Linked DNA regions of Homo sapiens: region 1 is linked to region 2. The links are chromatin contacts, found by POLR2A ChIA-PET in ENCODE. All regions are on one chromosome and are shown on one strand. The core of a region is the stretch at or near the end of the contact, and the rest is flanking DNA. Distances in the headings are between cores, read along the strand shown. Region 1 holds the start of DHX9-AS1 (DHX9 antisense RNA 1). Region 2 holds the start of TMCO1-AS1 (TMCO1 antisense RNA 1).

Evidence for each region. ChIA-PET counts read pairs that join two places held with the same protein, here RNA polymerase II (POLR2A).
Region 1: POLR2A ChIA-PET joins it to region 2 with 14 read pairs in CD8-positive, alpha-beta memory T cell. The contact joins the promoter of DHX9-AS1 here to the promoter of TMCO1-AS1 in region 2. POLR2A ChIA-PET finds 5 or more read pairs at or near these places in 3 of 52 experiments (CD8-positive, alpha-beta memory T cell, K562 and T-cell).

Annotation. Positions count from the first base shown.
Region 1 is chr1:182,838,091-182,844,936 of GRCh38, forward strand. DHX9-AS1 (DHX9 antisense RNA 1) reads right to left here and starts at 1,501. Exons shown (of 2, transcript NR_148933.1): 1 at 1,222-1,501. It overlaps DHX9 (DExH-box helicase 9), which reads left to right and starts at 1,257. Exons shown (of 28, transcript NM_001357.5): 1 at 1,257-1,366; 2 at 4,455-4,587; 3 at 5,204-5,344. The coding sequence starts at 4,477. RefSeq lists an enhancer at 882-1,723 and a silencer at 1,147-1,576.
Region 2 is chr1:165,763,967-165,770,864 of GRCh38, forward strand. TMCO1-AS1 (TMCO1 antisense RNA 1) reads left to right here and starts at 4,963. Exons shown (of 3, transcript NR_125374.1): 1 at 4,963-5,409. It overlaps TMCO1 (transmembrane and coiled-coil domains 1), which reads right to left and starts at 4,902. Exons shown (of 7, transcript NM_019026.6): 1 at 4,716-4,902; 2 at 4,226-4,303. The coding sequence starts at 4,785. RefSeq lists enhancers at 4,513-5,189, 5,190-5,865.

The DNA of each region.
Region 1 (6,846 bases), core at 251-2,750, about 17 Mb after region 2:
CTAGAAGGATTAAGAAAAACATAAGGAAAGAGGTGAAAAATAAAGATCCATAGATATAATGAGCCCAGATAATTGATTAGTCTGGATTCCCTGGAACAATCCCAGCTGGAAATGTTTTGTATCATTACCTTCATGGGACGCACTGGAGTTTCAAAATTTAACAGTGACTAGTATAATAATTAAGGACACAATTATTCCAAAGACTTGGAACACAAAATTACTCCAAAGACTTGGAACACAAAAGGTTATCCAATTTAAACAAAAGCAACCTTGCAGATTTTATTCCTACCTTAAAGTAGTTTGCTGAGCACTTACAGTAATGTTCCAGGCACGGCAAGGAGCGACCTGCGTTAGCCAGGCAGAATGCCCGCCTTCACTGAGCTTATTTCTTTCATGGTTTTTTTTTTTTTTTTTGAGACGGAGTCTCGCTCTCTCGCCCAGAAAATGGCGTGATCTCGGCCCACTGCAACCTCCGCCTCCGCCCCCGACCCCGGGGTTCAAGCGATTCTCCTGCCTCAGCCTCCCGAGTAGCTGGGATTGCAGGAGCCCGCCCAGCCACCCAAGCAGCTGGGATTGCAGGCGCCCGCCCCCATGCCCGGCTAATTTTTGTATTTTTTTTTTTTTTTTTAGTAGAAACGGGGTTTCACCACGCTGGCCAGGCTGGTCTCAAACTCCTGACCCCAAGTGATTCGCCCACCTCGGCCTCCCAAAGTGCTGGGATTACAGTCACCACGCCCGGCCAGTTTATTTCTTTCAAGAGACACTGGCGTTCAGACTATCTGAATCAATCCGGTAACTACGCCCACTGAACACCTACTACATGCCAGGTATTGAACTAAGCCGCCCTTCATATGCCATCTCATGTAATTATCTCAACAACCCTACCAAGTTAGCAGCAAGGTTTCCAGTTCTGCCTTCGAAGGGAACCTCCTCTCACCGGAGATCCCTATGACAGACCCTGCGAAATATTTTGCTGCATCAGAATGCTACAGGCCGTCAACTCCCTAACATGCGCAAAAGCGGGCAGCCGATTATCCAGGGTAGTGGATTATCCAGGAGAGTGGATTATCCAGAGTAGCAGGTCTGGCGCGATGCCCGCCCGGCTCAGCCCATCTCCCTAGCAACGAAACCCTTCCGCGCCGCGAGGTTGCTGAGCCCCGCCCCCTCCATTGGCGCGCCCTCGCCATCCCCCGCCCTGGCACGCGCTCTGCGCATGCGTACGCTCGCTGGCCCCGCCCCCTAGCGCCGCGGTCGGAGCCATTTCGCCGATTCCTCCATGCGAGTTGCTGTGCGTTTCTCTGTTGTCTCGGTAGAAGGCCAGAGTCACACACGGTCCTAAGAGCTGGGCACCAGGAAGCGAAGGCTGGTAAGGGAGAGACGTTCCGGCTACCATGCGGGGCGGCGGGGTCGCGGGCGGGCGCCGTGGACCATGGCTCCGCAGCCGGCTTTGTTGCGAAGCGCGGGCGGCGGCGGCGGCTGGGGGTGGGGGAAGGGACGAGCCGCCCGCGGGTCCCCGGATTGCGGGTTGCGTGCGCGCCTCGCCGCGATGCGCTTGCGCCGTCCGGGCAGCCTGTGGCCCCCTCCCCTCTCCTCCGCCCAGCGTTTCCCGCTGCTGCCTCTAGCAGGCAAAGCGCGCTTCCTCCTCTGGCCTGCGTACGCCGGGGCACCGCGGCGGCTGAGGGAAGGGGGTGCTTCGCCTGTGGTGGTTGCCGCCGGGGCGCCACTGGCCTAGGGCTCTTCATTCATTCAAGCCACGAATAACTGGCGCCGTCGTGCAGGCCTTGTGGGTAGAGGAAAAAAAATTGAAGAATGTAAAGGGAGAGCGCCTTTGGCTAGTATAGCGAGGTAAGGCGTCTCGAAGGAGGGAGGCTTTGAGCTGATAACCTCGGCCAACGCGAAGGAAAAGCAGAGCCTGCAGAAGCGGAAGGGATTAGTTATCGCTTAAGGGCAGAAACTGGGCGGGAGCTGAAAGCAGGCCATGTGACTGGAGTGTGGCGAGAAGGCCTTCAAAGGAGAATGGGTTTTAGGGTGGCAAGAGTGGAAACAAAAACCGTGTAGGACAATATTTCACTAGCCCGGGTGTGCAGTAGTGGTGGCAGGAGAGATGGGGAGAAACGAATGGATAGGGGACGTATTTTGAAGCAGAAATGCGTAGTGGTGGAAGGTAGTAGATCTGGAGTCAGGCTACGTTTTCTGGAATTCTTGCGCCTTTTTTTTTTTTTTTTTTTTTGCAAGAGTCTCGCTCTGTCGCCAGACTGGAGTGCAGTGGCGCGATGGCGGCTCACAGCAACGTCGGTCTCCCGGGTTCAAGTGATTCTCCTGCCTCAGCCTCCGGAGTAGCTGGGACTACAGGCGCGCGCCACCACGCCCAGCTAATTTTTGTATTTTTAGTAGAGACGGGGTTTCATCATGTTGGCCAGGATGGTCTCGATCTCTCGACCTCGTGATCCGCCTGCCTTGGCCTACCAAAGTGCTGGGATTACAGGCGTGAGCCTCCGCGCCCGCCCGAATTCTTGCTCTTATAATTAGGAGCTCTGTCTTCCTGAAGCAAGATATTCTTTGTCTCAGTTTCCCCTTCTCTAAAGGGATAGTGATCTTACCTGTACAAGGTTACTAAGGATTAAGTAAAATAGTTCCATTTAGATGATCTATTATGGATATTGTTTGACACACATTAAGGGTTCTACAAGGGATAGCTATGGAGAATCTTAAGGGAGTGGACGACTCTCAACTTGTGCCAGGAGTAACTTGGTGGATGTCGTACCGTTTATGGAAACCGAAATGTAGGGGTAGGGTGTTGGAACAGATTTGAGGGGAAATTTAAAATTCTGTTTTGACTGAGATGCCAAGTTAGCATGCAAATGGGTGAGTTAGTGCCACAGTTGGATGAACTTAATTTTGGACTTTAAAGAGAAACGACGGGCGGGCGCGGTGGCTGACGCCTGTAATCCAGCACTTCGGGAGGTTGAGGCGGGCCGATCAAGAGGTCAGGAGATCAAGACCATCCTGGCCAACACGGTGAAACCCCGTGTCTACTAAAAATACAAAAAATTAGCTGGGCGTGGTGGCGGGCGCCTGTTGTCCCAGCTACTCGGGAGGCTGAGGCAGGAGAATCGCTTGAACCTGGGAGGCGGAGGTTGCAGTGAGCCAAGATCTCGCCCCTGCACTCCAGCCTGAGCGACAGAACGAGACTCCGTCTCAAAAAAAAAAAGAGAGAAAAGACTAAAGTTTAAATATATGTATTTGGGCATCGATAGCATGTAGTTGGTATTGAACATTATGGGGTTGTAAGAGACTAGGGAGACAGGAGTTTGATAGTATAGTCCTTCGTATTTCATATTACTCATTCACCATGAGGGCTTGTTGTTTAATTATTCACGAGGTGGAATTTCCAGATAAACATTTTCAGCTTTCCACGGCTTTTTTGTTAATAGGACATTCCCTTCGCCAAATGGATGACCAGAGTTAGACTGTGGCCACTCAGACGTAACAAATTTATGCTAGGGGTGCAGTTTGATGACGTTAGACTTAGGTGCTAACAAAATGCATCAAACGTGAAACGTGAAGCAGACGGTTTAATGCTGGTAATGGGATTTCTTCTCACAGCAAACTAAATTCATAGCATATTTTATTTTCTCTGGTTATAAATGTGGTCTCATATCTTGCTTACAGTTTAGACTCAGCATTTAGACTGATAGGCTCCATATCTTGTGGTATTTTATAGACTTGTTGCACTTCAAGAAAACTTTAATATCCTCAAATTTTAATAAAAAGGCCTAAAGGAGAGATTTGGTATAGAACATTTAAGTTAATAGGTTACCGTCTTCAGTACTGAGTGCTTAATGTATTTGAACTTTATTATATTATTAATACATGGCCTACAACTTTGGGGACAATATGCTAGTGGTCATAATCAGAATGAGAATAAAACATTGAATTTATATGCAAATGATAACTTTCTTAATATATAGTAGTTTGGATTTGAATTTAGGCCTCCACGGTGGGTGACTTGGAAGTTACTTTTTTAAATCTTAGTTTCTTACTTCCTGAAAAGACAATGATAGTACCCACCATATCTGTGTGCCATTGTTGTGAGGATGAACTGAGTTAAATATATAAGGTGCCCGTTGTAGAATATAGGGCCTTATATAAAATACTTTGTAAGAAAAGATAAAAATCACTCTTAGTCCCCAAAGATAACCATTTTAGGGGGTATTTCTTTCCAGTCTTGATCATGTATATGTACTTTTCATGAAGTTCAAATCATACCGTTTTGTATCCTTTTTCTTACAACATATAAACGTTCCAATTATGTCGTTAAAATTTATGGGGAGTCTTAATAGCAACATGATAGAATATCCTATGTTTAACCCAGATTCAGTAATCTAGATAATTGGTTCCTCCCAGTTTTTGCTATTATAAATGCTGTTTTTAACTGACTTTTGTTTTCTTAGATCTGAAGAAGACACTTGAATCATGGGTGACGTTAAAAATTTTCTGTATGCCTGGTGTGGCAAAAGGAAGATGACCCCATCCTATGAAATTAGAGCAGTGGGGAACAAAAACAGGCAGAAATTCATGTGTGAGGTACTGAAGAATACAGTTTGCATTTATGTGATTTATGAGGTTCATTTTGGGGTTAAAAGAAAAATGTTTTCTGTTTGGAGATGTTAATGTGTTGCACATTAGGAAACGACAGTTCTTTATTGTGACTTGACTGCTATTGTAAATCATTTTCAAGTCAGCATTACTTTTAAAACAATCTGACAGGTAAATTATTCTAATTAGAGCCTATATCTTCCTCAGCTTCCTCAGTACCAGTAGTGGGGATGGGAAAAGTTGGATCAACTGTTTGCAGTTTTATAAGCACGTTTAGAAAGCAGAGCAATTCTTGATTGCTTCAAATCAAAGTGCTTAAATACAAATGGAGAGCTTGTTCATGGATATTACAGAATCAGATTTTAATGTGAACCTTCTGTTATATGAGAAAAAAAAATCTGAGCCACTTAAATTATTTTTGGATACAACACAATTTAAGCTTTTTCAGTAGCTCATGCATTCTCTTATTTTTATATTTATATTTATAGAGTATATTTCCTAAAGTTAGCTGTTTGTTGTCTCTTAATGGACTACTGAATTACGACTTTTTAAAATCTCAGAATTACCCAGGTCAGTCTCTTAGTACTTTTTTTTTTTTTTAAAGGTTCAGGTGGAAGGTTATAATTACACTGGCATGGGAAATTCCACCAATAAAAAAGATGCACAAAGCAATGCTGCCAGAGACTTTGTTAACTATTTGGTTCGAATAAATGAAATAAAGAGTGAAGAAGTTCCAGCTTTTGGGGTAAGTACCTATGGCGAAGCACTTGAGATGTATGTTGTAAAGTTGTACAAACTCAATATGCGTAAGAGACTCAAGATAGTAATTTTTCACTGTTTTCAGATATATCGTGTTTCGTAATGAAATTTGGCATCTTGTTTTGTCTCAGCACTGGACAAAATTTCTGAAGATGTGGATTGCATCCTTATTATATACCTGTCTTAGGGGCTTGAGAAATTCCATTAATCTTTGTGTCTTATGGCTTTATTTCATGTATTTATACACCAGAAATTTCAGAGTCTGTTATGTTCCATTCATTACCAATGATAATACTTTAAATAAAATAGAAAAATCAGTAATATTTTAGACATGTTTGCTCCCATTGACACTCCCCCTGCCCCGTAAGCGATGAGGTCTTGCTCTGTTACCCAAGCTAGAATGCAGTGACACAACCATAGCTCACTGCAGCCTCAAACTCTTGGGCTCAAGCAGTCCTTCATCCTTAACCCCCTTAGTAGCTGGACTACAGGTGCATGCCACCACTTCTGGCAAGTTCTTTGTGTTTTGAGGCAGAGTCTTGCACTGTCGCCCAGGCTGGAGTGATCTCGGCTCACTGCAGCCTCCGCCTCCTGGGTTCAAGCGATTCTCCTGCCTCAGCCTCCGAGTAGCTGGGATTACAGGCACGCTCCATGATGCCCAGCTATTTTTTATGTTTTTAGTAGAGATAGGGTTTCACCATGTTGGCCAGGCTGGTCTTGAACTCCTGACCTCAAGTGATCCATCCACCCACTTCCGTCTTCCAAAGTGCTGGGATCACAGGCATGGGCCACTGCACCTGGCTGACATGTCCTTATATAACAAAATAGTATTTTATGCAATGGAGTATTTTTGTGTTTTTTATGTCATGATTATCTTAATTATATTACGTAAGTATGCAACAAATACCTCTGTCTAGTAGGTTGTTTTGGGGGATTTTTGTTTTGTTTTTCTGCCTTTTTTCTTTTTGGGGCTCAATCAAACTCTTGGCCTCAAGCCATCCTCCCACTTCAGCTCTTCCCCAGTAGCTGGGACTGTGGGTGTGTGCCGCTACACTAGGCTCTAGTAGTTTTTAAGAAATAAGGTTTTTTTTGTTTGTTTGTTTGTTTTGTTTTTTAAGACGGAGTCTTGCTCTGTTACCTAGGGTGGAGTGCAGTGCTCACTGCAACCTCCACCTCCTGGGTTCAAGCAGTTCTCCTGCCTCAGTCTCCTAAGTAGCTGGGATTACAGGCACCTGCCAACATGCCCAGCTAAATTTTGTATTTTTAGTAGAGACGGGGTTTTACCATTTTTTGCCAGGCTGGTCTCGAACTCCTGACCTCGGCCTCCCAAAGTGCTGGGATTACAGGTGGGAGCTACGGCGCCTGGCCCACGCCCAGCTAATTTTTGTGTTTTTAGTAGAGACAGATTTTCACCATGTTGGCCAGGCTTGTCTTGAACTCCTGACCTCAAGTGATCCGCCCCCTTCAGCCTCCCAAAGTGCTGGGATT
Region 2 (6,898 bases), core at 3,713-6,212:
ACTTTTCATTTATTTCTATAAAGTAAATAATTAAAGACAAGGCAATATTGTAGATACCAGTGAAGCTCAAAATCTATAAGGCAAATCCATATTATATAAATATTTAAGGTATAAGAATATTCAAACCAATTTGAAGCTAAATTTGTTTTGTATTTCATAAAACTACTCAATGATATAAATGACATGAAGAAATGTATACAGGGATGCCATTGCATGCTGCCAACTAGCATAGGATCATAGCAGAACAATTTTTCACAAAGAATATATGTGATGTTATGCTACACAGATAATTTATTAAATACACATTTATCAAGTATCTAATATGTGCCAGGCACTGCATTAGGTACTGTGGATACAATGGCCTTTGTCCTCATAGCAATTACAGTTTTGTTGAGGAGAGAGACATTACCCTGATGACCATAATCATATATAGGTAAAACTGCAGTTGTGACAACCACTCTAAGGAGAGGTATGTGGATAAATCATAAACTATGATAGGAAGATTTGGCCCTGTCTGGGAGACTGGATAAGGCTTTGAGATCTGAAGAATGAGTAGGAGTTTACTAAACAAAATGAGAAGGGAAACTTATCGCAGGTAGGAGGAACAACAGATACAAAGTGCCTGTAGTAGGAAACCATAAGACTAGCCCAGAGGACAGAAAAAAGGCATGAATGAATAGAGAATAGGGAGCAAGAGAGAATATGATACAAGATGTAGCCAGGAGAAGGGAGGGTGGTACTGTGCTGTGCTGGACCTTACAGGCCACATGTTTATCCTAAAGCAATGTGAAGAAATTGAAAGGTTTTAAGAAAGACAAGTAACATAATCAGATTTGTGTTTTAAAAAATTACCCTAGATGCATTATAGGGGGCAAATTTGAGTGGCTGCAGATGGACCAGAGAGGAGGTTACTGCAGCAGATTAAATGAAATATAATAGAAGTTTAGACTAGGTGGTGATGGGAGAAATGAAGAGATGTGAAATGATCTGAAAACTATTCAGGAAAACAACAATAGGGCTTGGTAATGGACTGCATATATGGGGCAAAAGAAGAAAGCATTCAAGTCAACAAATGTTTGTTAAACATTTACTATGTGCCAGTCAGTGTTCTAGGTAAACAGGATACATAGGTAAACAACAACAAAGAACCGTGCCCTAGTGGAGTTTTCATTCTAGCAGGTAGAAATACACAATAAGCAATAACATGATAAATAAGTAAATCATACAGTATATTAGAAAGTAATAAAAGCAACAGAAAAAATAGAACAGGGTAAGGAATATTAGGAGTAGGGGAGATGGGCAGGTTGCAGTTTTATTTTATTTTTATTTTTTTTGAGACAAGAGTCTTGCACTGTTGGCCAAGCTGGAGTGCAGTGATGCAATCTCGGCTCACTGCAACTTCCGCCTCCCAGGTTGAAGCAATTCTCCTGCCTCAGCCTCCCAGGTAGCTGGGATTACAGGCATGTGCCACCACGCCCAGCTAATTTTTGTATTTTTAGTGGAGACGGGGTTTCACTATGTTGGTCAGGCTGGTCTCGAAGGCCTGACCTCGTGATCCACCCACCTCAGCCTCCCAAAGTGCTGGGATTACAGGCCTGAGCCACCGCGCCCTGCCTTGCAGTTTTAAATAGAGTGGTCAACTTAAGAGTCAGAGGTGATGTTGGAACAAAGATTTGAAGAAGGTAATAGGATTAGCCCAGCACATATTGTAGGGAAGAACATTTCTAAGCAGAAGGAATCACCACTAGAAAGGTCCCAGCACAAGAGTATGGCTAGTATGTGTAAAGAACAGCAAGCTGGACAGTGTGGGTGAAGCAGGGTAAGTGAGAAGAAAGAATATCAGAATGGTAAAAAGGAAGCATCTGTAGGATGCTGGCTTTTCTGCTGAGTGAAAGGGACATGATCAAATAGGCTTTTAAAAAGATTATTCTGGCTGTCATCTTGAGAACAGACTTCAGGGAGACAGGAACACTTGTTGGAAACTACTGCAATAATCCATGCAAAAGATCATGGTGCTTAGACCACAGTGGTTAACACTGGAGCTAATGAAAAGTGGTCAGATTCTGGATATCGGAAGCTTTCTGAACCTTTACTGGTTTGGGGTGTTTCTTCAAAAAGGAAACCCAACAGTATCTGCAGACAGACTAGATGTGGGTTGTAAGAAGAGTAAAAGATAACTACACAAGAATTATGGCCTGAGCAAGTGGAAGGACAGAAATGCCATTGACCAAGATAAAGAAGGCTACAAATGACACAGGCTTAGACATGAGGAACAAGTATTCAATTTGGGACGTGTTGGGACTGAGCTGTCCACCAAACATTCTAGCTGACATAACAAATTGATGCGTGGATATATGAATCTTGTATTAAGAAGAGAGGGCCACAGACATAAATTTGGGAGTCACTGGCCAATACAGCCAAAAGATAAGTTCACCAAGGAAGTGAATGTAGAGAAAAAAACTAAATTTTGTGTCACTCCCAACAACGGGAGGTCAAGAAATGAAACCATCAAGTAAATTGCAGAAGAATGATCAGTAAGGGCTGGGCACTGTGGTTCATGCCTGTAATCCCAGCACTTTGGGAGGCCTAGCCGGGAGGATCGCTTGAGCCCAGGAGTTTGAGATCAGCCCTGGCAACAGAACAAGACCTCATCTCTCCAAAATATCAGCCAGTCATGGTGGTGTGCATCTGTAGTCCCAGCTACTCAGAAGTCTGAGGCAGGAGGATCGCTTAAGCCTGGGAGGTCCAGGCTGCAATGAGCTCTGAGGGGTGACAGAGTGAGACCCTGTCTCAAAAAATAAATAAATAAATAAAAAATAAAAAAAGGATGACTAGTAAGATGGAGAGCAGCAAAACCGAAAGTATGGTGTCCTGGAGCCAAATTAATAAAGCATATCAAGGTTTCTGGCTTACACTACTGGAAGCATGGAGGTACCCATCACCAAGATAGGGAAATCCTGGAAGAATATCACGTTTGTGAAGGTAAAGATAACGAGTTTGGCCCAGATATGCTGAGGTACATAATCAACACTGAGTAAATTAAGGAACAGTAAGCTGTAATTTTAAAAGCCTGAGTCTGGTCTCTAATTCTTTGTTTGCTCTGTGACGTAAGTTGTCATTATCATCCTGAGGCTCAATTTTCTTTCCTATGACATGGAGGTAATATTTATACGAGTAACCACAAATGGTTGCTGTGTAGATCAAATATGGTAATTTAAGAAAAAAAACTTCAAACCCCTATGAAGATATAAGAAAAAGTCACAGAATACAGAAAGTTGTAGGAATTCTAAGAAACAAAAGTTATATTTAATCCTTATAAGGAAAAAAAGAAGAGAGAAAACTAAATCAGGCCTATAAGGAACCATTCACCCTGTACCTTTAGCTGAGTCCTGTGGAATTCCTGCTTTATTTCAAAGGTAACAAACCCTTCTTGTTTTTAATCTTTTCCTTAAACACCTCTTCAACTTTCTAACCCAACTGAAACTCGGCTTATCTCTGAAGACACCACTTACCTTGACACCAGTCATAATGACATATCATCCTCCAAACATGCCTTAAATGTTAAGATTTCCATATTTTTGCTCATATGTTATTTCTTTACCTGGAATTTCCTTTCCCCATTTCATTCTCTATCCAAATTCTAACTATCCACAAGGAACTGCAAGGCCATCAGCATCATGAAGGCTACCATGGTTCCTCACAACTGAATGAAGCCTCTTCTTCTTTTTTTTTTAAAGACAAGTCTCACTATTGCCCAGGAGGCAGTGTAGTGACACCATCGTGGCCCACTGTAGCCTCAATCTCCTGGGCTCAAGGGATCCTCATGCCTCAGTCTCCCAAATAGCTGGGACTATAGGTGTGTACCACCATACCCAGCTAATTTTTTCTGTAGGGACGAGGTCTCCCTATGTTGCCCAGGCTGGTGTCAAACCCCTAAGTTCAGTCCTGCCTCAGCCTTCCAAAGTGCTGGGATTAACAGGAGTAAGCCACTGCGCCAGATTGAACCTCTTCTTTAGAACCACCACAGCACATAACATGTATCTGCTACGCCCCTCACTTCCCTCTAGTTGGTATTACACATTTTGCATAAAAGTCTTCTATTTCTAAATAGGCTTCAAGTCAGGTTCATCTTTGTATCAGCTGGTGCTCTTAAAATATTTATTGTGAACATGGACTTAATGAGCTTGACGTGTTGAAATTATTTCTAATGTGTTGCCATACTCACATTTTTTACTCTGTTTTTCCACTTCTGCCTTCAGTCTCTTGTACTTGTCTGTCCTGTAAACCAGGACCCAGGTTATGCCTAAAACATTAAAAGCAACATGTTAATAGAGAAATGACTGGAATGATCACAACAAACAAAGTGGTTACTGTTGGAGAAGGAGGAATTCCAACTTTTCGCTTTGTATTTACCCATAGTTAACTTTTTTCAAAGGCTAATACAACTGACTCTTCAGCCAAAACAACAGTAACATGATGTGAAGGTGTCTCCACAAATACCCAAGTGAAATCTACCTGAGACCAAAGAAAACTCGGCAATCGACTCCATACTCCCCTCCTGCTCCTGTTCACGAGTTGCCCAGAGATTCCCTGAAGTGGAGTAGATGAGCCTCTCAAGCAAGTAAGGCTCGCGATCTTTCCCCTGGTGGCACAGGGGACCCCGGGGCCCTTCCTCCCGGGGACTGATCAAACGTCTGAGAAATACCCGCTCTCACCCTCTGCGAGCAGAGCCGTGCACACAGAGATAAAAACGATGAGGAGAGTGTCCGCGAACATAGTGCTCATCTCGCACCTTCGTCTCTGCACTCTCACCCGCCAGGGGGAAAGCGCTCTACAGCCAGGAAAAGTGAAGCGAAAACGGCTTCCGTAGACTCCGCCACCACCGAGTAACAGACCAACTCTGACAGCCCGAAGATCGCACTTCCGCTTCCGGGGCATAGCACCGGAAAGGCTCGTATCGGAGAACGGTGTGGCCACGAGAGTCTAGAGGAAACCAACCCGCAACTCACTGGAGCTGAAGGGCTGGTAGTCAGGCCGAATCTCGCGAGAATTGGAACTATTTCAGAGCCAGAGGAGGATAGTGGCGGCGGCGAACTTTGCCCGGTAGATTTTACTGACTGGGGTGCTGGCGCGCGCCTTTTTCTCGGCCAGAATCCAGTTATTGGGATAGTCTTGACTTCTACCTCAGCCCAACTTCTGTGGTCGTAATATTAGTTTAGCTTGGGTTTGCCGTGAAGTAAGAAGACTGACTTCCGCAAAGGTACTGAACGACTGGGTGTAGGTGCCAGGGCATGGACGTGAAGCTGGAACCGCGAAATGAGTTAGTTGTGGGCCGCTGGCCTCAAGGAGCGAACGTCAGCGCGAAGAGGAGAAGCTTGTGCATACGCTCTGATAAGGGTTTTAATAGAGGTATTACCACAGTGCTGCGTGACACGGTTGAGAGAGTGGTCAGAAGAAGCTAATGAAAGGAATTGAAGCAGTGCCTTAGGGGAGTAGGAGTACTTTTGGAGATAGCAAAGGACTTTCTAGGCAAAGTGGAAGTCAAAGCACGGATGCCTGAAAATTCATAGTGTGATAGTGCAGTGAGTAATGTATCTAGAGAAGGGGTCTTAAACCCAGATGCCTAGACTGGCGAGAGAAAATAAATTATCTTATGCAAGCTGAGCCTAAACAAATGGTGGAAGTTACTACGATGGATAAGTGAGCATTAAGTTCATCTGAAAGGAGAATTTGATACCCAAATCCAACCCATTTCTCTAGGAGAATGAGCACCCAGTTTCTGAGATGTCTTCGTTTCTCAGGAAAATCCAGAAATCCTGGGTTTTATGTGAAACTTAATTTATAAGTGTTGCTAACTAATTAAAATTCAAAAATGTCTCAGCAGCGTGGTTTCAGCCATTGTAGACGGTTTCAGCTTTTTCACACTGGGGTGTGTGTGTGTATGGGTGAAAACCTGGAAGCTGGCTGAGCTGTATCCTCTTGTACTTCCTCCTATCATTGGTGTTTTTTTGTTTGTTTGAGATGGAGTTTCACTCTTGTTGCCCAGGTGGAGTGCAATGGCACAATCTCGGCTCACTGCAACCTCTGCCTCCGGGTTCAAGCCATTCTCCTGCCTCAGCCTCCCAAGTAGCTGGGACTACAGGTGCCCGTCCCCACGCCCAGCTAATTTTTTGTATTTTTAGTAGAGACGGGGTTTTGCCATGTTGGCCAGGCTGGTCTTGAACTCCTGACCTCAGATCCACCCACTTCGGCCTCCCAAAGTGCTGGGAATACAGGCGTGAGCCACCGTGGCCGGCCCTCATTGGTTCTTTTAAACTGTACTGCACTTAAATATATAATTCTCCTAAACACTACTTTTGACTTTTTTTTAGCTTTATGTGCATTTCTTGTCTCCCAGACTTAGCAACAGAGACCCTGTCTCCTTTTTAAGAAACATTATTGAGCTTCTACTATATGTCAAGAACTGTGGTAGGCACTGTAGGGTCAAAAGGATGGTTAAGAGAATATTCCTGACTTCTAAGGGCCCAGGGAGATTATATAATATAATAAGATTATAGGTATTATAGAGGTATTCTTAAAATGTTGAGGGGGTACAGATGAAAACAAGATGTATTCTTCCTGGGGAGTTGGAAAGGTTTCAGAAAGATCATATTTGAGCTAGACCTTTATTTGAGCAGTTCAGACAAGGATAGGTTTTTATTCACCTTTGTATCACCCAAGGTAAGTGCTGAGATAACAATAAGAGCATGATCTTGGAAATCAGACCTGATTTTAAATTCTTGCTCTGCCACTTACTTGACAGCAGTCCTAGAACCTATTGTTTAGCATCTTTGAGCCTTCAAAATGGTGGTAACATCAGCTATGAAGACTGGATGAGGAAAAGTATATTATAAAGCAT